Regions from separate parts of the Homo sapiens genome. Here all the other regions are linked to region 3. The links are chromatin loops, found by intact Hi-C in ENCODE. Cell type or tissue: CD4-positive, alpha-beta T cell. All regions are shown on one strand. Links, peaks and the distances in the headings refer to the core of each region. The heading gives the core; the rest is flanking DNA. Region 1 holds the start of LOC124903408. Region 2 overlaps INF2 (inverted formin 2). Region 3 holds the start of KIF26A (kinesin family member 26A).

Region 1 (6,611 bases), core at 596-5,595, 60 kb after region 3:
GCTCCACACAAACAAGCCAAGACTCCTGGAGGCAAGGCGCAGTGCTGAGGCCACTGGCGAGGTACACGGTGCCCCCCTGGGTTCTGGCCGTGGCAGCAGGCCTGGGCAGGGAGGCCCTGGGAGCCCACCTTCTTCAGCCGCTCAGGCGTCGTCTGTTGCCCTACACTGTGAGTCTTCATGGTACTGCCTATGGGCCAGGCGCTGTTGCAGCCACCCTGCAAATCCAGGCACATTTCACCCCTGTGACCACACCGAGGCAGAGGATAACTGTCCTATTTGGCGAGTGAGGGGCCTGAGGCACACAGTGCGTCCCACGGCAGGCAAGCGCTGGCACTGGGCTTGTGGACACCACAGGAGTTCCTGACACTGTGTTGAAGCAGGCTGGCCCGGCCTGGGCCAGTGTGCTGGAGGGGAACAGAGGTGTGTGGGGACCCCAGAGAGAGGAAGCCTAAGAAACTTTCCGACAGGGAAAGGAGTCTTGGGGCCTGGGCAGGGAACTGCAGAGAGCTGGGGCATCTTCGGCAGAAGGTTGGACCCCAGGGGAGTGTGGGAAAGCACTGAAGGGTCACTCTATGAGCTATGATCGCACCACTGCACTCCAGCCTGGTAATAGACCGAGCCCGTCTCATAAATAAATAAGGGCAAAGGACTTGAACAGACATTTCTCCAAAGATGATATACACTTGGCCAAGAAGCATACGAGAAATGCTCAACATCACTAATTATCAGGGACATGCAAAGCAAAGCCACGTGGTGTCCCCACTCACCCTTTGGGATGGCTACTATCAAAAAAAAAAAAAAAACAGAAAATAAGTGTTTGCAAGGATGTGGAGACATTGGAATTCTGGTGCACTGCTGGTGGGGTTATAAAATGATACAGCCACTATGGGAAACAGTAGAGGCTTCTCAATAAATTAAAATTAGAACTACCATAGCGTCCAGCAATTCCATTTGAGAACAGAGACCAAAGATTGGAAAGGAAGGTCTCAAAAAGATGTTTTCACACCCACGTTCATAACAGTACTGCTCACAAAAGCCAAGAGGTGGAAGCAACCTGTGTGCATCCACAGATGAGTGGATAAGCAAAGTGGTATCTCCATAGAAAAGGAAGGAAATCGGCCAGGCGTGGTGGCTCACGCCTGTAATACCAGCACTTTGGGAGGCCGAGGCAGGCGGATCACGAGGTCAGGAGATCGAGACCATCCTGGCTAACAAAGTGAAACCCCATCTCTACTAAAAATACAAAAAAATTAGCCGGGCGTGGTGACGGACGCCTGTAGTCCTAGCTACTCAGGAGGCTGAGGCAGGAGAATGTCGTGAACCCGGGAGGCAGAGCTTGCAGTGAGCAGCGATCGCACCACTGCACTCCAGCCTGGGCGACAGAGCAAGACTCTGTCTCAGGAAAAAAAAAAAAAAAGAAAAGGAAGGAAATCCTGCCACAGGCTACAACATAGGGTATGCTAAGTGAAATAAGCCAATCACAGAAAGACAAATACAGATGTTTGCAATGGGATTATGTTCTAATAAACCCATCATAAGTCAAAAAATCATTTAGTTCAAACTTCGTAAATCAGAGACCTTCTATCAATAGGATCCCACTTATATGGGGTACTAGATGCTGAGGTCTGAATGTATCCCCCAAAACTCACTTGTTGGAAACTTAATCCCCAATGCAACTGTGTTTGGAAGTGGGGCCTTTTAGGAGATGTTTAGGTCATGAGGGTGTGCCCTCGTGAATGAGTTAATGCCACTATAAAACGACCTAACTGAGGGAGTTTGGTCTTTTTTACCCGTCTGCCACATGAGAACACAGACTTCAAGGTGCCATCTTGCAAGCAGAAGCCCAGATCCTCACCAGACGCCAGATGCCAGCTCCTTGATCTTGGACTTCCCAGCCTCCAGAACTGTGAGAAATAAATCTGTCGTTTATAAATTACCCAGTCTCAGGTATTCTGTTACAGCAGCACAAAACAGACTGACTCTATGAGGAGCCAAACATATAGAAACAGAAGTGGAATGATGGTTGCCAGGGCTGAGAAGAGGAGGGACTGAGAAGTTGCTTCATAGGTGCAGAGTTTCAGATGTGCAAGATGAAAAAGTTCCAGGATCCCTTTCACAACAATGTGAATATACTTAACGGTGCACGACTGAACGGTGCACTTAAAAATAGTTAAGATGGTACATTTTTATGTTTTCTACCACAATAAAAAAAGTGAGCAGGCAAGGATAGACTAGAAGAAAATGTTCACAAGACATATACCAGACAAAGGATTTGCATTCTCACAAAAGAACTCCTACAACTCAATAAAAATACAAACAACTCCCCCCAAACGGGGCACAAGATTTAAGCAGATACTTCACAAAGGAAGATATGGGCAAATTTTAACACAAAAAATTAGGGGACCAGGTGTGGTGGCTCATGCCTGTAAACTTAGCACCAGGAGGCCAAGGCAGAGAAAATTTTTCTCTACAAAAATTAAAAACTAGCTGGGTGTGGTGGTGCACACCTGTGGTCCCAGCTACTCAGGGGGCTGAGGCAGGAGGATCGCTTGAACCCAGGAAGTGAATCACACCACTGGACTCCAGCCTGGGCGACAGAGCAAGACCCTGTCGCTAAAAAAATAAAAATAAATGTTCAGTTAAAGGGAATTAACTACTGAGAAGGGCAGAAACATGTCTAAAGAACATAGGAAGAGAAGATGTGCAGCAGCCTCTAGGATCAAGGACAACACCCATGGGAGGAAGAAACTTGGAACAGCCCTGCTCCCACACCCAGAATGAGACTCAGACCTCTTCGGAGAGAGAGTGGCTGAGGCCACGGAATGGCCAGAGGTGCAAAGGCTGGGCCTGGAGGCAGGAAACTGCTTATTGCTGAGAGGTGCTGGGAGGCCACCTGCTGGCAAGCAGCACCAGAAACAGGAAGAGTAGTTCCGCTCCTCCTGCAGTGTCCCTCCAGTGCCCTCTGCCGGCAACGCCTAACATTGCATCAGCTGGGAAAGAAGAAATGTTTACAGTCTAGCTCCAGGACGCCAGACGAAAGAAGGATGGATTGAGGGCTGAGAGAGAAAAGCTCCAACTAGCACGGAATGTAAGTATTACAACCGCTTTAGAAAATTTGGTAGTTTCTTACAAGATTAAACGACCACCTGCTCAATGACCCAGTAATCCCACAACTCCTCGGTATTTACCCAAGAGAAACAAAAATCTATCTACAGACTTGTTCACAGAAATTTTATTCATAATAGGTAAAAAGTGAAAACAATCCAATGCCCATCAGTAGACGAACAAAGAATAAAGTGTGTGTGTGTGTGTGTGTGTGTGTGTGTGTGTGTGTGTGTGCGTGGTTTGAGATGGAGTCTTGCTCTGTCGCCCAGGCTGCAGTGCAGTGGCACAATCTCAGCTCATTGCAACCTCTGCCTCCTGGGTTCAAGCAGTTCTCCTACCTCAGCCTCCGGAGTAGCTGTGATTACAGGGGCCGATCACCACCACGTCTGGCTAATTTTTGTATTTTTAGGAGAGACGAGGTTTCACCATGTTGGCCAGGCTGGTCTCGAACTCCTGCCCTCAGGTGACCCACTCACCTTAGCTTCCCAAAGTGCTGGGATTACAGGCATAAGCCACCATGCCCAGCCAAGAAACTGGTATATTTATACAATAGAAAACAAAAGAACAAATTATTGACTTAAACGTGTATCTTGGTCTGTTTTGTGCTGCTATAACATAAATAAACCTCAAACAAACATTATATTGAGCAAAAGCAGCCTGATACAAAACATTACATACTGTAGGATTCCATTTACATGAACTTTTACAACAATCAAAACTAATCTATAGGCTGGTCACGGTGGCTCACGCCTGTAATCCCAGCATTTTTGGGGGCCAAGGCAGGCAGATCACTTGGGGTCAGGAGTTTGAGACCAGCCTGACCAACATGGTGAAACCTTGTCTCTACTAAAAATACAAAAATTAGCCAGGCATGGTGGCATGAGCCTGTAGCCCCAGCTACTTGGGAGGCTGAAGCTGGAGAATTGCTTGAACCTGGGAGGCGGAGGCTGCAGTGAGCCGAGATCACGCCACTGCACTCCAGTCTGGGTAACAGAACAAGACACTGTCTCAAAACAAAACAAATCTATAGTGAAAGTAATCAGAAGGGCGGTTGTATCTATGGGAACTTCCTGTGGTGATGGAAATACTGTTATCCTAGCAGCGGTGTGGTCACATGGGTGTATCAATTCATCAATGCTATATCTGCACTATAATTCAGATCTGTACATTTCTCTGCAAATTATGCCTCAAACAATTTTAAAGGGGAAACAAGAATCTCTAATCTACAGCTATGTGAAAAAAGGAGGAGGGAACACAGACTATCAATGCTGAAGTTCTATTTCTTACCCTAAACTATCCTTTAGTCTTATACCATCCCAAATCAAAAGTTGTTACAATGAACCTAAATGAGCAGTAACAACAAAACTCTTAATCTAACAGTTCTCCAAACTCTTTTTCTTGTAAGCAAACTCTGAGAATGTTATTAGAACTTGTTTATTTCTCCATTGGTTCATATTACTCAGGCTTACATGTGTAGCTAGGATGGGCAAATGTAAGCATACTTTCTCTTTTTCATTTTTTTGAGACAAGGTCTCACTCTGTCACCCAGGTTGGAGTGCAGTGGCACGATCATAGCTCACTGCAGCCTCAAACTCCTGGGCTCAAGCAATCCTCCCACCTCAGCCTCCCAAGTAGCTGGGACTACAGGCACACACCACCACACCTGGCGATTTTATTTTTCTGCAGATGGGGGTCTCACTGTATTGCCCAGACTGGTCTCAAACTCCCAGGCTCAAGCCATCCTCCTGCCTTGGCCTCCCAAAGTGCTGGGATTACAGGCATGAACCACCATGCCCAGTGTCTTTTTAAACTTTTGTTTGATAGATTTAGGGGGTACAGATGCAGTCTTGTTACATGGATATGTTGCCTAGTAAAGTCTGGACTTTTAATGTAACTGTCACTCTAATAAAAGTATACATTCTACCCAATAGGTAATTTCTCATCCCTCACCCCCATCCCACCCTTCCACCTTTTCCAAATTCTTTCTAAATATGCCTCACAAAGTTGGAAGAAGCTATGCTTTCTTAACTTGCCATTATTTCTCATCGATGTTTCCAATTGTTGGGGGTTTTCTTCAGTTCTCAGGTATTTGCTTCTATTGATAGTTTGCGAGCTAGTATTTAGAGAAACTTCACCTTTTGCCTACAAAGTCAAAAGCTGCAGGAGAAACTTCACCTTTTGCCTACAAAGTCAAAAGCTGCAGAGGCAAAACCTGCAGTTCTGAGAGAAACGGGCTAGATGGCAGTGCTGTTCTCAGTGACATTTCTCAATTTACGAGGGGAAAAAACATCCCCTAGTCTTGAACGGGTTTACTAAAGCCCACGTATAAGGATCTCATTATAAAATACAATTTAAGCAGAAAATATTATGTAAGTGATTCTATGCCCCTTTCTAATTACAGATCTTCAGAAACACAGTCTAACCTGAGAGACTCCCCTAAAGTCTTTGCCAGTCAGATTTCCGCATTATACTACTGCCATGTGCCACATCATGACATTCTGGTCAACAGACCACCTAGAGGACAGTGGTTCCATAAGATGATACTATATTTTTCTTGTACTTTTCCATGTTTAGATACTTACCAATGTGTTACAATTGCCTACAGTAGGCCGGGCACGGTGGCTCACACCTGTAATCCCAGCACTTTGGGAGGCCAAGGCGGGTGGATCATGAGGTCAGGAGATCAAGATCATCCTGGCTAACATGGTGAAGCCCCGTCTCTACTAAAAATATAAAAAATTAGCCTTGCATGGTGGTGGGCACCTGTAGTCTCAGTTACTCAGGAGGCTGAGGCAGGAGAACGGCGTGAACCCAGGAGGCAGATCTTGCAGTGAGCCAAGATTGCACCACTGCACTCCAGCCTGGGCGAAAGTGCGAGACTCCCTCTCAAAAACAAACAAACAAACAAACAAAATTGCCTCCAGTATTCGGTAGTCACATGCTGCAGAGGTTCTTAGTAGAGGAATAGGCTCCACCAGATAGCCTAGGTGTGTCATACGCTGTACCATCTAGGTTTGTCTAAGTGTACTCCATGACGTTCACACAACAAAATCGCCTAATGGCACAGTTCTCAGAACGTATCCCTGTCAAGTGACACACGACTGCACTTCTCTGAGGTTATAATGGCATCTTTCTCTTGCTTAAAAAGCCTTTTCAAATGAATGTACTAAGATCTTCCAAATACAAAAGTGAATCCAGAGAATAATCAAGAACCTGCCTAAAGGCCGTAGTACTTCCTCGCCCCAGTATTTCATTACAGCATTTGCTACTGTGCCCTAGTTTCTCAGTGAGTCTTAACGTGGCATCAGGAACTGGGTCATGTACATCTTCTGTCTTCCTTAGAGTGGTTACTTTATGGTGGAGAGAGAAGATGCTTAATAAATGCTTTGTTACCTGAATTCCGATTATTGAGATACTGCCTGTGCTTCTAAATGGAAGCAAGCCTGAACTTTTCAGAGTAGAAAGTAGGTTTTGGTTAAGTTACTTTGAGCTTAGGCAATTCTGAA
Region 2 (6,464 bases), core at 1,209-6,208, 570 kb before region 3:
GCCTCTGCCCATCCTGCCGGAGGAAGGCCAGGGGCCTCGGGACCCCACTCTAGCCAGACAGGCTGTGTCCCGCCGGGCTGCCCCACCTTCAGGGCGCGGAGGAAAAGGTCCCGGAAAGCCTTCATGGTGCTGAACGTGTCCTCCAGGGACAGCTGCTGGGCGTCCTCACACAGGTAGTCGGCCAGCTCCCGTTGCTTCTGCTCGATGGCCTCAAACAGCTCATCCAGTGCCCGGAAGGCCGAGATGCTGGCCTGGGGGCAAGGGCACGTGACAGTCCCGTGAGAGCCCCGCGCGGGCACCACCCGGGGTGAGGCCCTGAGTTGCGGGAGGGTGACGGCCACAGGGACAGGCCCTGAGGACGGTGGTCTCTGACAAGGAGCAGGGGCCTGTGCCCTGACCATGCACACCTGGGGAAACTCGGGCCCCAGGATCCACCCTGGAGCCAGGAGACAGCACAGCCACTCGCCCAGCTCACTCTATCAGGGCAGCCTCTCCCGCCAGCCCCAGGCCCAGGTGCCCACTTGCCTGGAGGCGCTCGGTGTACTGCTCCTGGACCTCGGCCACGGAGGCAGACACCTTCCGCTCGGTCTCCAGAAGCTTCTTCAGGTTGGAGCTGGCCTCTGAGCGGATGATCTCCAGGTTGATCCTGAAAGGTGAGGAGGGCCGGGCAGAGACAGCAACGGCTGACGTCAGCCTCGCTGGGACAGGGGAGCCCCTCCCCTGCACCCCCCGGCACCCCACTGTGCACCCTGCAGGCTGTACTCTGAGGCTGCACGTGCAGTGTTGGGGTTGAGTGCCTGTTCCAGCTGACCCTCAGCCCCCTGTGAGCATCTGGGCGGGGACCCTAACGGTCAGCCTGTCCTGCTTGCCTAGTTCTCCCCAAGGCTGAGCAGCTCCTGAGCCAGAGAACCTTCCAGGGCAGGTGGAGCCCGGGAAGAACTCCGTGCTAGGGGCCCGGACTGTGTAGTGGGGTGGCCCAGGCTGCCCTCCTGCCTGGGTTGTGTGACCCAGGAGGTGACACTGCTTTCCTGGGCCTCCGTTTCCTCATCTATACAATGAGGGAGGCCCGAGCCTGCTCACGGCTGTCGTGAAGGTCCACCTTGTGAAGGGGCTGTATTAGACCTGCCCGTGGTGTGACCCTGACCTGGCCAGCCCTTGCCCACTCTAGGCCTGTTTCCTCGCTTAAGTCAGAAGGGGATAGGCCACGGCAGACCCGGTCCTGTCCCAAAAGGGAAGTGTTCTATTGGGCAGGGCTCCGTGGCGCCGGGGCTGCGCTGCAGCTGTGAGACCCAGCCCTGGCGGGCAGCCACCTCACTGCCTGGGGACAGAAGTCAGGCCCCCACCTGGCTGAGGTGGGCGGGCTGGCAGGAGCTACCTACCCTGCTGCTTGCGAGGGCTGTTCCAGGTCCCGGGGCAGCTGCAGGAGGTCGGGGTGGCTCTTTTCCGCTTCCTGCAATGGGACACGTCCAGTGAGATCCACTGTGGTCATACTCTCCACCTGGGGATGACCCTGTTCCCACTCCCCCAGCTCTAACCCTTAGCAATTAAGGTCCAGAAAACCCCCAGTACTCCAGACCCTCAAATCTTTCCCTTGGGCCTGGCTATGACTTTGTGATGTTTCTGCTTTTCCTAGGGACTGTCCCCCAGATCAGGGACAGGTATCCTGGGGAGGGACAAGGCTCGTGCAGGGGAGCCAGTGCTGCAGGAAGGAAGGGGTGCTGGGAGGGGTGGGGGCGTGGCTCTGACTGAGGCTGCTGGCTCTAGACGGAGCCCTGAGACAGGGAGACCGGCGGCCTGAGTGGTGGGCATGGGGGTATGGCCTCTACGCCTCTACACCCCAGGTCCGGGGGGACTTGAAGCCCTCCCATTATGCCCCCGCCACCACGGCCCACCTCCAGCACGTGGTGCAGCAGCGTCACGCGGTTCTGCTGGGACTTGGTCTCCGTGAGCTTCAGCAATGTGCTGATCTTGAAGCCGTCGGCGTCACCGGTGTGGCTGCCCTGGGAGGGGCAGGGAGTGAGTCTCACCAGCCCCTGGCACCAGGTGGGATGGGGAGCTGCCCCTGACTTACGTAGTTGAGGAAGTTCCCAATTCTCAGGATCAGCTGGCAGAAGATGGGCAGCTGGCGGCTGGTGAGCAGGCCTGCAGGGGCAGCCAGGGCTGGAGAGGGGCTCTTGGTTCGGAGCCCCCAGATGCCCTGGCGGTGGGGTGTGGTCCTGCTTGCCAGTGCCCCTGCACTCCCTGGCTCCTCCCCAGGCTCAGCCCAGCACCGGAAGGATCACAGGACAGGGCCTGGGGGCTGCAAACCCTCCACCGACGGGAGTGGACACCTACAGTGTGCCTGACAGACGTGAGCTGTGCCTCACTGGTCCGTACCTGTCCCTCTCCCTGCCCAGTGGCTGTGGCAGGTCCCCATGGATTCCCCTTTCAGAGATGGTGCCCGTGTGTGTGCACTTATGTCTGTACATGTATGTGAGGGTGTGTGTGTTGGGGGGGTGTGTACGTGTGTCTGTGTGTCCTGTGTGCATGTGTGTGACTGTGCTTGTGGGCTTGTGTGTGTGCACGTGCCCGAGTGGCGGTGTGCATGCGTGTGTGCACGTGCCTGAGTGGCGGTGTGCTTGTGTGTGCGCGTGCCGGAGAGTGGCAGTGTGCTTGTGTGTGTGCACGTGCCCGAGTGGCGGTGGGCATGCGTGTGTCTGTGCGTCCAGTAGGTGTGTGCACCGAGGTGGTGGCAGCAGGGTGGTTTCCGGAGTGGTGGTGAAGGCTGGCACCCTTAGGTGCTCTTAGCAGCCATTATGATACTGGCAGTAGCAGGGGCCCCGAGCAGCCCTCCCGCCCCGGTTCGGAGGCCTGTCCCTCCTGCACACGTGCCCCGCTTGGCCCCACTCACTTTCGCAGGCAGCCAGCACCAGCTGGGCCTTGGGCCGCACCATGTCCAGCACGGCGGCCGCGCCCTCACACAGCAGCATGCACTCGATTCGCAGCTGGTAGCTGGGGATGGCACAGACAGGGATCAGTGGCCTGCACCCCCCACCTGTCCCTGCCAGAGGGGCACTCAGCACAGGGCTCTGGCTTGGGTGGTGGGCAAAGGGAGGGGGTTTCCACCGCCTGCCCCATCCAACAGGCACCCTCCCGGGCCTGCGCAGAGCAGGATCCAATTCCTCCAGAGGCCTCCAGCCCCACACTTTGAGGGGAAGGACTGGGGGTGGGGCTCGAGTGATGTTTAGAAGCCCAACCGCTGCAATGCTGCTCCTGGAGCCCGGGGCAGCCATTGGCACAGCCTCTTCTCCTCCCTGGCTGGGCCCTGCTCCCTATTCCTGCTCTCCTCCCACCTGGGGCCCAGGCCCTGGGGTCTGAGGGCGGCCATGCTCACCAGGGAATGGCCAGCAGGAGGAGGTAGAAGTGGTCGGCGCTGGCCAGCTTGGCTCGCTCCTCTGTGAATGCCCGCAGGTTTTCAATCTGCCAGGAGGAGAACGGCATGTGGGATCCCCCCATGCCAGCTTCCCGCCCTCCCGGACTGCCCGCCGGGCTCAGCCCCTCCAGTGCCCATCATGGCTCCCTGTGGCTCACGGTTCAGGGCAGAGGTAGGGCTGGGATGCCTCCCTTCTCTGTCTCCCTGCTGGGAGCCCCCGGGACAGCCTCTCCCTTGGTTGGTGGCACTAACTGGGGGTGGGGTGTGGGGGTGGTCCTCTTACCTCGTGCTTCTCGGGAAGGAGCTTAAGGAGTTGTTTGAGAACCTCCACATCAAACTTGGTGGTATCTCCAGCCCGGATCATAGCAGCGACCTCCTCGTTGGAGCTGGAGCAGGGAGAGGACCGGGCAGGGGTGAGTGAATCATGAGTCACCCCCACCCAGCCTCTTTGGGACCCCACCTGGCAGGGTTTCCCCACGTAGTCATGGGGTGGCCAGGGCAGGGGGGACACAGAACAGTCGAGTTGTTGCCCACGGTCACGCGGTGAAGGGGACCCAGGCTGACTCCCACCCTCGCTACCCTCCATGGGCCCTGCTCAGGAGATGCAGGATGGGTCGGGTCCAGCCAGCTCCCTCGGGCCAGTGCTGGACACCCGCAGCAGGAAAGGACTCGGGGGCTGAGAGTCAGGGCCCACTGGTTTAGCCACTACTTGTCTGTGGCCTTGTGGGGGGAGGTCCCAGCGCTCTGTCCCTGGGAGCCTGGACAGCCCCTAGCTGGGGCAGCATGGGGCTATTACCCGCCTACAATCCTGCCTAGGGGATGCAGTGTGCACTTCCCATGGCGGCCTGCAGAGGGCACTGCTGGGCCCAAGTCAGAAGGCTCAGGTGGAGGCGAGGCTCCGTGGCCTGGGATGGGGGCTACCTCCCTCACTCACCACTTAAATTGCTTCAGGAAGATGTTGAGGTTCAGGCTCTTCTTGGCATCGAGGAAAGTGATCTAGAAAACCCCCCACCCAACAGGCTGGTACCGGAGGGTGGCCAGGCAGGCGGCCCCGGTCTGAGTCCCCTCCCCGTCCCCACCTCCTTGGGCTCCTTCCTGGCCCGGGGGGCCACCATGGTGGGCTCCTTGGGCTTGGCTGCAGGGAAGGAGAATAGTCGCTCGATGCTGGAGAAGTCGGGCTCCACAGCCTCGGCGTCGGGGCTGCTCAGGGACGCCCACATAGAGTTGTGCTCTGTCGGGTGGGGACACGGCCAGTGAGGCTCTCGCAGCCCCGGGGCCTGGCGATCCAGCAGGCAGGGGCTGGAGCCTCCCAGAGGGTCTAAAGGATGTCCTGCCTGGGGCCCAGTAGGTCCAGGTCCAGCGTACAGCAGGCACCCTACCTCCCTACCTGAGCACCTGTAGCAGGGCCCCAGGGCACCATGGCACCCCAGATGCACTGGCTCACGGGAGCATGTGGAGGGGGGTCCTCAGAGGTAGCCCCTGCCCTGCTCCTCCCCCGTCCCCACCTCAACCACAGGCGCCGAGCCCAGAGCAAGGGCCAGGCTGCCCTGGCCACGCACGGGCAGGACGCGCACACAAGTTCCATGTGCCACCTGCCCCTCTCCCCAGCAGAGACCAGCCCCCGTCCTAGGGGAAGCTTCCCTTGGGGGTCTGGGGACCCTCACCACGTGCCACGTTGGATGGCAGCTTCTGCCAGTTCAGCTTCTTCATGCGCAGTGTGGGTGGGTTCACCCGCCGATGGCTGGGGACCCATGCTGAGCCCAAGCCATGGTCCACCTGGGCCACGATGACCTCCTCCATGCCTCCCGCCACGGGGGGGCTGCAGGTGCAGGGCAGTAGTGGAGGTGGGGGTGGAGGAGGGCCCCAGCCCATACCAGGCAGCAGGGGTGGGGGTGGGGGCGGGCATCCCAAGCCCGGGAGTGGTGGAGGTGGTGGGGGCAGGAACTCACAGGAGCCTGGCAGGGGTGGTGGTAGAGGAGGTGCTGGGGGGGCCATGGCCCCCAGGCCTGGCAGGGGTGGGGGCGGGGGTGCTGTTGGGAGGGCCTTAGCCCCCACACTGGGCAGGGGGGGTGGTGGGGGAGGGGGAGGGGGCTCGGCACTGGAACCAGGGAGCAGGGGTGGGGGTGGGGGTGGGGGTGGGGTGGACGCCTGCTGCTCCAGGGCTCTGGGCTGCGAAACTTTCAGGATGCTCTCACTCTGGGCGTGGTCCACGGGCTCGCAGGCAGCAGCTGCTGCTGGCTGCTGGCCCTCCACGCTGGGCTTGGGGGTTGTAGTGTTTTGCGGGGAGCTGCCCCTCTGGCTCTGGTCTAGGTTGGCCTGGACGCTTTTATGGGCCTTGACCAGGGGGCTCGGTCTGGGTCGCCCCTTGACAGACAGGAGCCGCTCAACCACTTCCTCCAGGGTGCATTCCTGGGCTGCAGTAGGGGATGTCCAGGGTCAAGGGAGAAGGGAGCCGGAGAGGGAGGGATGGGGGCTTGAGGAAGAGGCAGGAAAAAGCGGCCACCTCCCCTGGGCAGAGGATGGGTTGGGGCCAAGGGCAGGCTCCCCCCCCCATGGTCTAAGACCTCAGTGTCTGCCCACCAGGCTGTGCCTACGCCCCTGCCCCGCCCCCTCACCATCGCTGGCCAGGAGCACGGCCCGGTTCACGAGGCTCTCCAGGGCCTCCCAGAGCAGCTGGCTGGAGCGGAGGGTGGGCTCCAGGTGCAGGAGGCCCTGCAGCACCGACAGGAGCTGGGCAGACACCGGGGAGCAGCTCACCTGGACGGGCGAGTGTGGGGTGCAGGTCAGCAGCCGGCCCCTCCCTGGTGGACTAAGGACTGTGGCCTGTCTGCCAGGGTGTCCAGCCCCATCACCCCCTCTATTCCCACGGATCCCTAGAGATGAGAGTTTCAGCGACTGTGGTACTGGTGACATGTGGGACTGTCCTGTGCATTATGGGATGTTAAACAGAACCACTGGTCTCTACCTACTCAATGCCAACAGCACCCCCTGCCCAGCCGTGGCAGCCAAAAATGTCTTCAGATGTTGCCAGATGCCACCTGGGGACACAACT
Region 3 (6,611 bases), core at 516-5,515:
CAGGACAATGACACCCGTAAGGCCCCAGGATGGCAGGTGCAGCCCCCCATGCCCTGTGGAGAGACAGTGGAGGATGGGGTCTTCTCTCCCGGGGGCACAGCACCCTGCAGGTGGGACAGCACTTCACAACAGGCCCCAGGTGACAGAGGAGACCACAAAGCAGAAGAAGGGGGCCCAGAGCAGAACAAAGCCCTGGCTGAGACCAGCCCGGGACCCCGGTGTGCTGAGTGCCAGCGCCAGCTAGGGAAGGGGGAGCCCCCAGCTGGCACTCAAGAGGAGTTTCCAGTGTCAAAGGCCAAGCTCAGGGGAGGCTGGAGATGGGTGGTCTGGGGCTCCCCTGAAGACCTGTCTGCCAGAAGAGACCAAGACACCCCCCTAGATGAGGAACCTAGAATCCACCAGGGACTAGTATCACCTGCAGCCCTCTCCACTAGGACCCCTGGCCTGCCCGTGACCAGGAGCCCCCTCCCCTCCACGAGTCCATGCCAGGACCATGGCCCCAGGGCCAGGCAGCATCAGCAGTCCAAGCCCACTCCAAGAATGAGGAGACCAGCTCAATCTTAATGCCCCTCCTGTCTCTGGCGTGTTTCCCCTAATGGGGCAGCAAGATGGGCCTTTAGCTCTGGCTGGCCCTCTCCAGGGGGCCCTCAAGGGTCTCCTGCTACCTTTTAAACTAGATACAGGCCACTGGGGCACAGAGTATGGCCAAGGCTGCAGCCTGTCCAGAGCAGAGGACAGGGCGGGTCCAGCCCCACCCCAGGACAGGCCCACAGGCGCCTGGCCTGAGCCAGAGAGAGGCTACAGCAATCCTATCCCTCGCCGAGACTCCAGAGAGCCCGGAGACGGTGCCCAGGACAGAAACCAGACTGGTACCCTGCCCCACCCTGCCCTGCCCCAGACAGGGCAGTCAGGGTCTCAGCTCACTCCAACCCCCACAGCCCTTAGAGAACTATATTTAGATTCAATGGGGATTATGCGGACTTCCCAGGAACTCTTTCATAAAGGCTGAAGGCCCGGCAGCGGGCTTCCTCTGGAGACCCCCACCCGCCCCCAGCCTTTGCAAACTTCCAGCATGCATTGTTCCTGGAACAATGGTCCCTGCTCCCTCCAAAGCCGGCAGGCCCACTGGCTGGAAATCCAGGAGAACCCCTCCCCTGCAAGCACCTGCCCCTGGGGCTGGAGCCTGGGGAACCCAGAGGGCCCCGACTCAATTCCCCATGGGCGGCCACTGCCTCAGTCTATCCCAGGAGGTATGGGACAACAGTTCTTATCCTTGAGGCTGGGAGAGGAGTAGGCAGGGACCCCCCAGCTGCTGTGGCCCACCCTTTCACCTGCCAGGCCCCCCGGCCCCAGGTATGTAATTTCCAGACACCTGGCTGGGGGCCCAGGTGCCCCAAGGGCCACAATGCACCAAATAACCTCTCCCTGCTGGTAGGGCTGGAGCTGTCCCGCCCTGGGTGGAGTCCCTGCCATCCGCTCTCTCCCCTCCTCCTCCCACACAAACCTGCGTTCCAGCTGTGGGACATCTGGGCTGGGGGAGGAACGCCAGCCCAGGCCCCTCCCATCCGAGGCAGCAGGGCCCCTCGGGCTGAGCTCCCTAGCTCACACATGGTGTTACAGACCGGGAAACTGAGGCCCGCAGAAGGGAAGTCCTGGCTGATAACTCTTTGTGGAAACAGCAGCAGGGAAGGAGTGGAACCCTGCTTCCCTCCAAGCCCCAAGTTCTACCCAAGTTCGGCGTGGCCCTGCTCGGAGGGGTCGGCCTAAGGAAGTGTCACTTACCCGGAGGGTGGTCCCGGGCCCGCTGACCAGCTTCCACGCCTGTCGCTTGAGCTCCACCAGCTTCGTGTGGCAGTGGCGGCACCAGCCGCCTCCGCCGGCCGAGTGGCCCTGCTCTGGGCCGGCCCCGGCGCCTTCGGGAGCAGGGCGGCTGCCGCATGGGTCCTGGTCGGGCCCGGCGGGTAGCCTCTTTCGGGGGGACACCTCCAGCAGCGGCGGCGGCTCGCGGGCCGGGCCGCCCTCGGCCACCTGCAGGGTGTGGGGGCGGAAGCGGACAGTGAGCCTGGGACGTCCGTCGGATCCAGACCCCTGCGCGCCCTGCCCCAGCGTGACGCTCTTGCCAAAGTTAGGAGCCCTGGGCACGACCCTGGCGCTCACCCACTCCCTCCATCCCCGGAGGTCCCGCCTGCGGGTCCGCTACCCTCAGCAGGAGGCCCGGCCCCCAGGGATCCAGCGCACACCGCGAGTATCTTCGCCGTCCCGGGCCCCCGCCGCCCGCCTCCCTCTCCAGGCCGGGCCGCGCGTACCGCGGGCTGCGCAGCGCACAGAGGGACGCCGCGGCCGACCATGGCCGGGGCGCGGGAAGAGCCCGGCAGGCGCTCCCGGCCACGCTGGCTCTCCGGGGGCGCCGCGGCTACGTGATCCGGCCCCGAGGCGCCCCCATGGCCCGGCCCAGCCGCTCGGAAGTTCGCAGAGCCTGCGAGTGTCGCGAGGAGCGCGGTGGCTCCGGTGGGCGCGCTCGGGAGGCGAGGGCGGGGCCGGGGAAGGGCGGGGCTCGGGCTCCCGGGGCGGGCGGCGAGGGGCGGGAGCCCAGAGAGTGCCCCGCCCTTGCCCAGTGCTGGGCGGCGCGTGGGGGGGGTAGGGTCCCCGCTTCCCCACGCGGCCCCGCGCACTCCAAGGACCCCAACCTGTTAGGTGAGTCCCTGCCCCGGGGAGGGGCGCTGGGGGCGGCGGCGAGGATCTAGTTGCGCGCGCGCATGCGCCTCCCGCCCCTCTCCCGGGACACCAGGGCTGCGCGTCTCCCAGGAGGCGCCGACGCCCCTCCCTCTACAGGCGGGAAAACTGAGGCTGCGGAGGGGACGCTCTTGCCCAAGGCCCACGGCGAGGTGGGCCGAGGAAGGGGCGGGACCCCGGCCCCGAGACTCCCAGGCGCCTTTCCAGCAAGCCCAGCGTACTCTGCGTGTCGCGGGCCACTTTAGGTCTAACTGTCGCGCGTGGGTTAGTGTCGCCGCGGTGTGCGCCTCGAGCCGGGCAGCGACCGCGCCGGCGTATCTGTGCCTCGGCGCGTCTGCGAACGGCACGTGTCTTTACAGCCGCGCGTGTGCCCGCAAGTGGGTGTGCGCGCCGTGCCGCCCGGGAAGCGGGAGGTCCTGCGGGCGTGCGCCGGACCTGTTGTCAGCAGGCCTGGCAGATGGGAACTCAGCTCCGGAATTAATTGCTTGTTTGTCTCCGGCTGGGAGGCCGCCCCCCCGCCCTTCCCTGGCGACCAGTTGCTCTGTGCCTAGCCGGGCCCCAAATGTCGCCGGCATCCGCGGCCGCAGGCAGCTCCGGGCCAGGCTCCGGGTCAGCCCCAAAGCCCGGGTCAAGCCAGGCGGGCGCGGCGGGCGGGCTCCCCGTGACGCGAGTGCCCCCTGCCGGCCGCTGCGCACACGGCTCCGAGACTGGGGAGACAGCGCCGCGCGTCCCAGGCCTGAGGCGCACTCGGAAACTCCGAAGGTCGTGACCCGGCGGAGACCAGGACACGCGGCTGCCGGCACATACGGTGAGGCCTTCGCAGAGACTCAGTACGTCAAAGTGACCCTTTCCGTTTTGCCCACCCCCTTTTACTTGGATAAGCCTCCCCGCCCACGCACGCACTCCCCAGAAAGTGGGGTGGGTGATCCCCTCCCGGCTTTCCGGGTCGTTGATGACCTTAGGGGTTCGAAAACGCAAGGGGGTATGGAATAAAGTGGCAGGGGCTCTCCACTCTTTCTGAGATCCGTAAGCCTGCAGTCGCTTTCCACCCAGCCTGGGGGGCCGGAAGCGCTTCCCCTACCCGTCTCTTCGCAGCCTGGAGAATGAAAACGGGCGTCAGCCCACATCTGGATCTGGGTACTGAGGACAACACCCAAACCCCACCCCGCACTGCCGGCAGACAGCACCGCCTCCCGCCGCTCCACTGCTCCGGGACACACACTCTCTATATCCCGTCCCCCCACCCACACACGCAACACAGAAGCACGCAGCGGTCGGGAGCACCGGTCCTGCGCCCCTGGCCAGCCACACCCGCAACTTCAGCGCTTCTACCGCCGCGGCGCTTCGGGAAGCACAAGCTCACATCCCATATCCGCAGAACACGGGGTGCACAAGGCTGGAGTCACCTCGGGGGCTCACGATCAGTCAGGGGCCCCGACCCCCTACTTCGCCCATCCTAGCAAGGCGCAAGGTGAGCCCGAGAATCCCTGCGCTGCGCTCTCCGCCCTAGCCACAGCCTCCGGGTGGGTCCGGTTGGGACACAGCCTTGAAGGCAGAGGGAGACTTGGACAACGCTAATGGGGGAAAGTGCGGCAGCGAGTCCCAGCCCGGGCTGCGGGACGCGGCTCCGGACCTGCCGTCTCCTTCCCGGCGCAGCACCCCCGGCCGCGCGAGCCGCGCGGCAAAGTAACGGGACGGCGCCTACGCCGCCCGCCCCCCTCCCGACAGCCCTCACCTTGCCTCGTCGCCGCAGGAGGTGGCTGGTGAAGCCCAGGATGATCTCCGAGTCCAGGCAGAGCGCCCCCATCTCCAGCAGGCTGGGAGCCTTGCGGGGCGCGCCGCGGGGCGGCTCGGGCGGCTGGGGCAGCGCCATGGAAGAGGGAAGCGCGGGGAGCGGCCCCTAGTGCCTCCCGCCACCGCCGCCCCGCCCGCGCGTTCACTGGCCGCGCGCCCGCCGCCGCCGCGCCCCGCACCGCGCAGGGCCGCCCGTCAAGCCCCCGGTCCTCCGCGCCCCGCGCCCCCGAGCCCTGCGCTCGCTCCGCGCCGCGCGCCCCCGCGCTCCGGCCCCGCCCGCCTGCGCCGACAGCGCCCCTTCCGCCCCGGCGGCGAGCCAGACACCAGCCACGCGGACTGGAGGTGTGGGGCGACGGCCCCGCGCGCCACTGGGCGGAGGTTGGAAGCCAGAATCGGGTCGCGGTCCGCGCCCACCTGCCTCGCTAGCCCCCAGACGTCGGTGTCTACTGCCGGGTATCCGGCAGGGAGAGGGCAGCGCGGCTGCTGTAAAACCCTTCCGACTGGGGCATAATCGCAGCCCCTTCCCCCTCCAATCTGTCCTGAGGACACGGCGCGTTGGGGTCCTGGCCCATGGAAACGCTCAGAGCCCAGTGACCTGTGCACTCCACCCCGCCCACGCTCCAGAGCCCCCGTTCAACCTTGGCCTATGGACCTCCAAGGCCCACCCCAACCGGACCACGGAGCGTGCGCAGCGGGACCCGCAGTCTGCGCCTCCACTCCAGGATCCCGATTGTGCCGCCACCCGTGGCCTTCCCTGCCCCGACCCCGACTCCCTGAGGGCTGGAAGATTCGGGCTGGCTGCCGGGCACGACGACTTTACTTTCAGGGTCCGAAGCTAGGGGCGGGGGTGGGCGCTCTGCCTGGGTGCAAACTCAAGCCCGGGTCCCGCGCTCCTCCTGTGGGCTGCCCCAGCCTCGCGCGCAAGTGGGTGAGATGCCTGGCTTGAGGGAGGAAGGGAGAGGATCAAGCAGGCAGAGAGGTTCGCCTAAATGCGCTAGGCCCACGCGGAAGGTCTTTGGGAGTTAAGGAAGTGTCAGGGACCCTGCCCAGGGGATATTAGGCGCCTTGAGCAGGACCTGGAAGGTGGACAGGCGAGGGAAGGAGAACGTTTTCAGCGGCGCCAGCGCGCACCTATGGCCTGGCTGGGGTGCTAAGGCTGGGCTAGACTTTCTGTGCTCTCTGCCCCCTGCACTCCTCTACTCTCCCCTGGGAAGGACCATGGCCACGCCCCACAACCCCACTGCTCCGGCGGCGCCGCAAGGCCGTCCTGCTCCCCCGGTCCTTCCCCTGACTCCCCCCAGTGGAGGCTGAAGGACGTTGTCTCAACCTGACTCCAACCCAGAGCCCAGCACTGCCATTTGTCTCCAACAGAATCACCATAAACGCTGGATTTGCTGACCACATGGCCGATCGTGACCACCTGCTCTGTACTCACCCAGGCTTCTGGTCAGGAGAGAGGCGGGGAAGAGCTGCCCCCTCCCTGCGTCCACCATCACTCCTGGCCTGGGATCAGGGCAAGTTATAAAGGGGGCCAGAGTCCCCCCTTTCTCTCTGTCCCTCTCCAGGAGGACACTCTGGGGACCACCCACCCTCCTCCCTCCCCCACAGGAAGGGGACTGGGGAAGACTGTCCTCTTCCCCCATCCTGTCTCATCCAAGACCCTGAGCCTGGGGCGGGGAGGGGGGGGCTCCCTTCAGCGGACCAAGGGCTTCTGGGAGGCCACCCGCCATGTCAGTGGATTGATTAAAGTCATTGTGGGGATTTTTTTTAACATTTAATTTACCAGGCACGCGGCGGCTGGTCAGAGCTGTCCCCAGGGAAATCTAGACCAAGGGAGCAAAACAGAAAAAAACCTCCTACCATTCAGCAGGGCCCCTCTGATGGGATTAATTGCCGGAACTCGGCTTCCATTCAGACCACACGCAGCAATGTTTCAGGGAGGGAGGAGGACATGGGGCTTGAGTGCTCAGATTCCTTCCCTGGGTGCTTGGAGCCCAGGGCCCTCCATACCGCCATCTCTCCCCAGCCTGCTGGTGCTGGTCAAGAGCCCCGCCCCCCACCTCTCCGCACCTTCGTGTCTTCAT

Evidence for each region. Peaks named below come from ENCODE experiments on the same cell type or tissue, not always from the same donor. Only the 100,000 strongest peaks of a DNase experiment are listed, where the experiment ranks them.
Region 1: it touches region 3 in a loop (2.7-fold over the local background); 69 of 110 quality-filtered maps call a loop at or near these places.
Region 2: it touches region 3 in a loop (8-fold over the local background); 4 of 110 quality-filtered maps call a loop at or near these places.

The regions. Positions count from the first base shown.
Region 1 is chr14:104,074,475-104,081,085 of GRCh38, reverse strand. It overlaps LOC124903408, which reads right to left and starts at 233. Exons shown (of 2, transcript XM_047432050.1): 1 at 1-233. The coding sequence starts at 233. In CD4-positive, alpha-beta T cell, for the core only: CTCF peaks have their summits at 2,746, 2,954 (motif pointing left), 4,821 and 5,242; a DNase peak (open chromatin) is centred at 2,925; H3K27ac peaks cover 278 bases.
Region 2 is chr14:104,706,615-104,713,078 of GRCh38, reverse strand. INF2 (inverted formin 2) reads right to left here. Exons shown (of 23, transcript NM_022489.4): 7 at 6,028-6,169; 8 at 5,077-5,826; 9 at 4,492-4,643; 10 at 4,347-4,408; 11 at 3,696-3,798; 12 at 3,374-3,459; 13 at 2,891-2,991; 14 at 2,072-2,142; 15 at 1,893-2,000; 16 at 1,380-1,450; 17 at 526-646; 18 at 87-251. Among named protein-coding and RNA genes, the nearest start is that of ADSS1, 14 kb to the left of the region's middle. RefSeq lists a silencer at 4,202-4,351 and an enhancer at 6,037-6,464. In CD4-positive, alpha-beta T cell, for the core only: CTCF peaks have their summits at 4,042 and 4,242 (motif pointing right); a DNase peak (open chromatin) is centred at 4,278.
Region 3 is chr14:104,134,460-104,141,070 of GRCh38, reverse strand. It overlaps KIF26A (kinesin family member 26A), which reads right to left and starts at 2,484. Exons shown (of 15, transcript NM_015656.2): 1 at 2,307-2,484; 2 at 1,783-2,028. The coding sequence starts at 2,348. It overlaps KIF26A-DT (KIF26A divergent transcript), which reads left to right and starts at 2,442. Exons shown (of 3, transcript NR_158217.1): 1 at 2,442-3,541; 2 at 3,829-4,204; 3 at 5,899-6,288. RefSeq lists a silencer at 3,316-3,485 and enhancers at 3,182-3,893, 3,894-4,605, 4,892-5,465, 6,074-6,573. In CD4-positive, alpha-beta T cell, for the core only: CTCF peaks have their summits at 3,219 and 3,428 (motif pointing left); DNase peaks (open chromatin) are centred at 2,690, 3,200 and 3,420; H3K4me3 peaks cover 676 bases; H3K27me3 peaks cover 3,234 bases.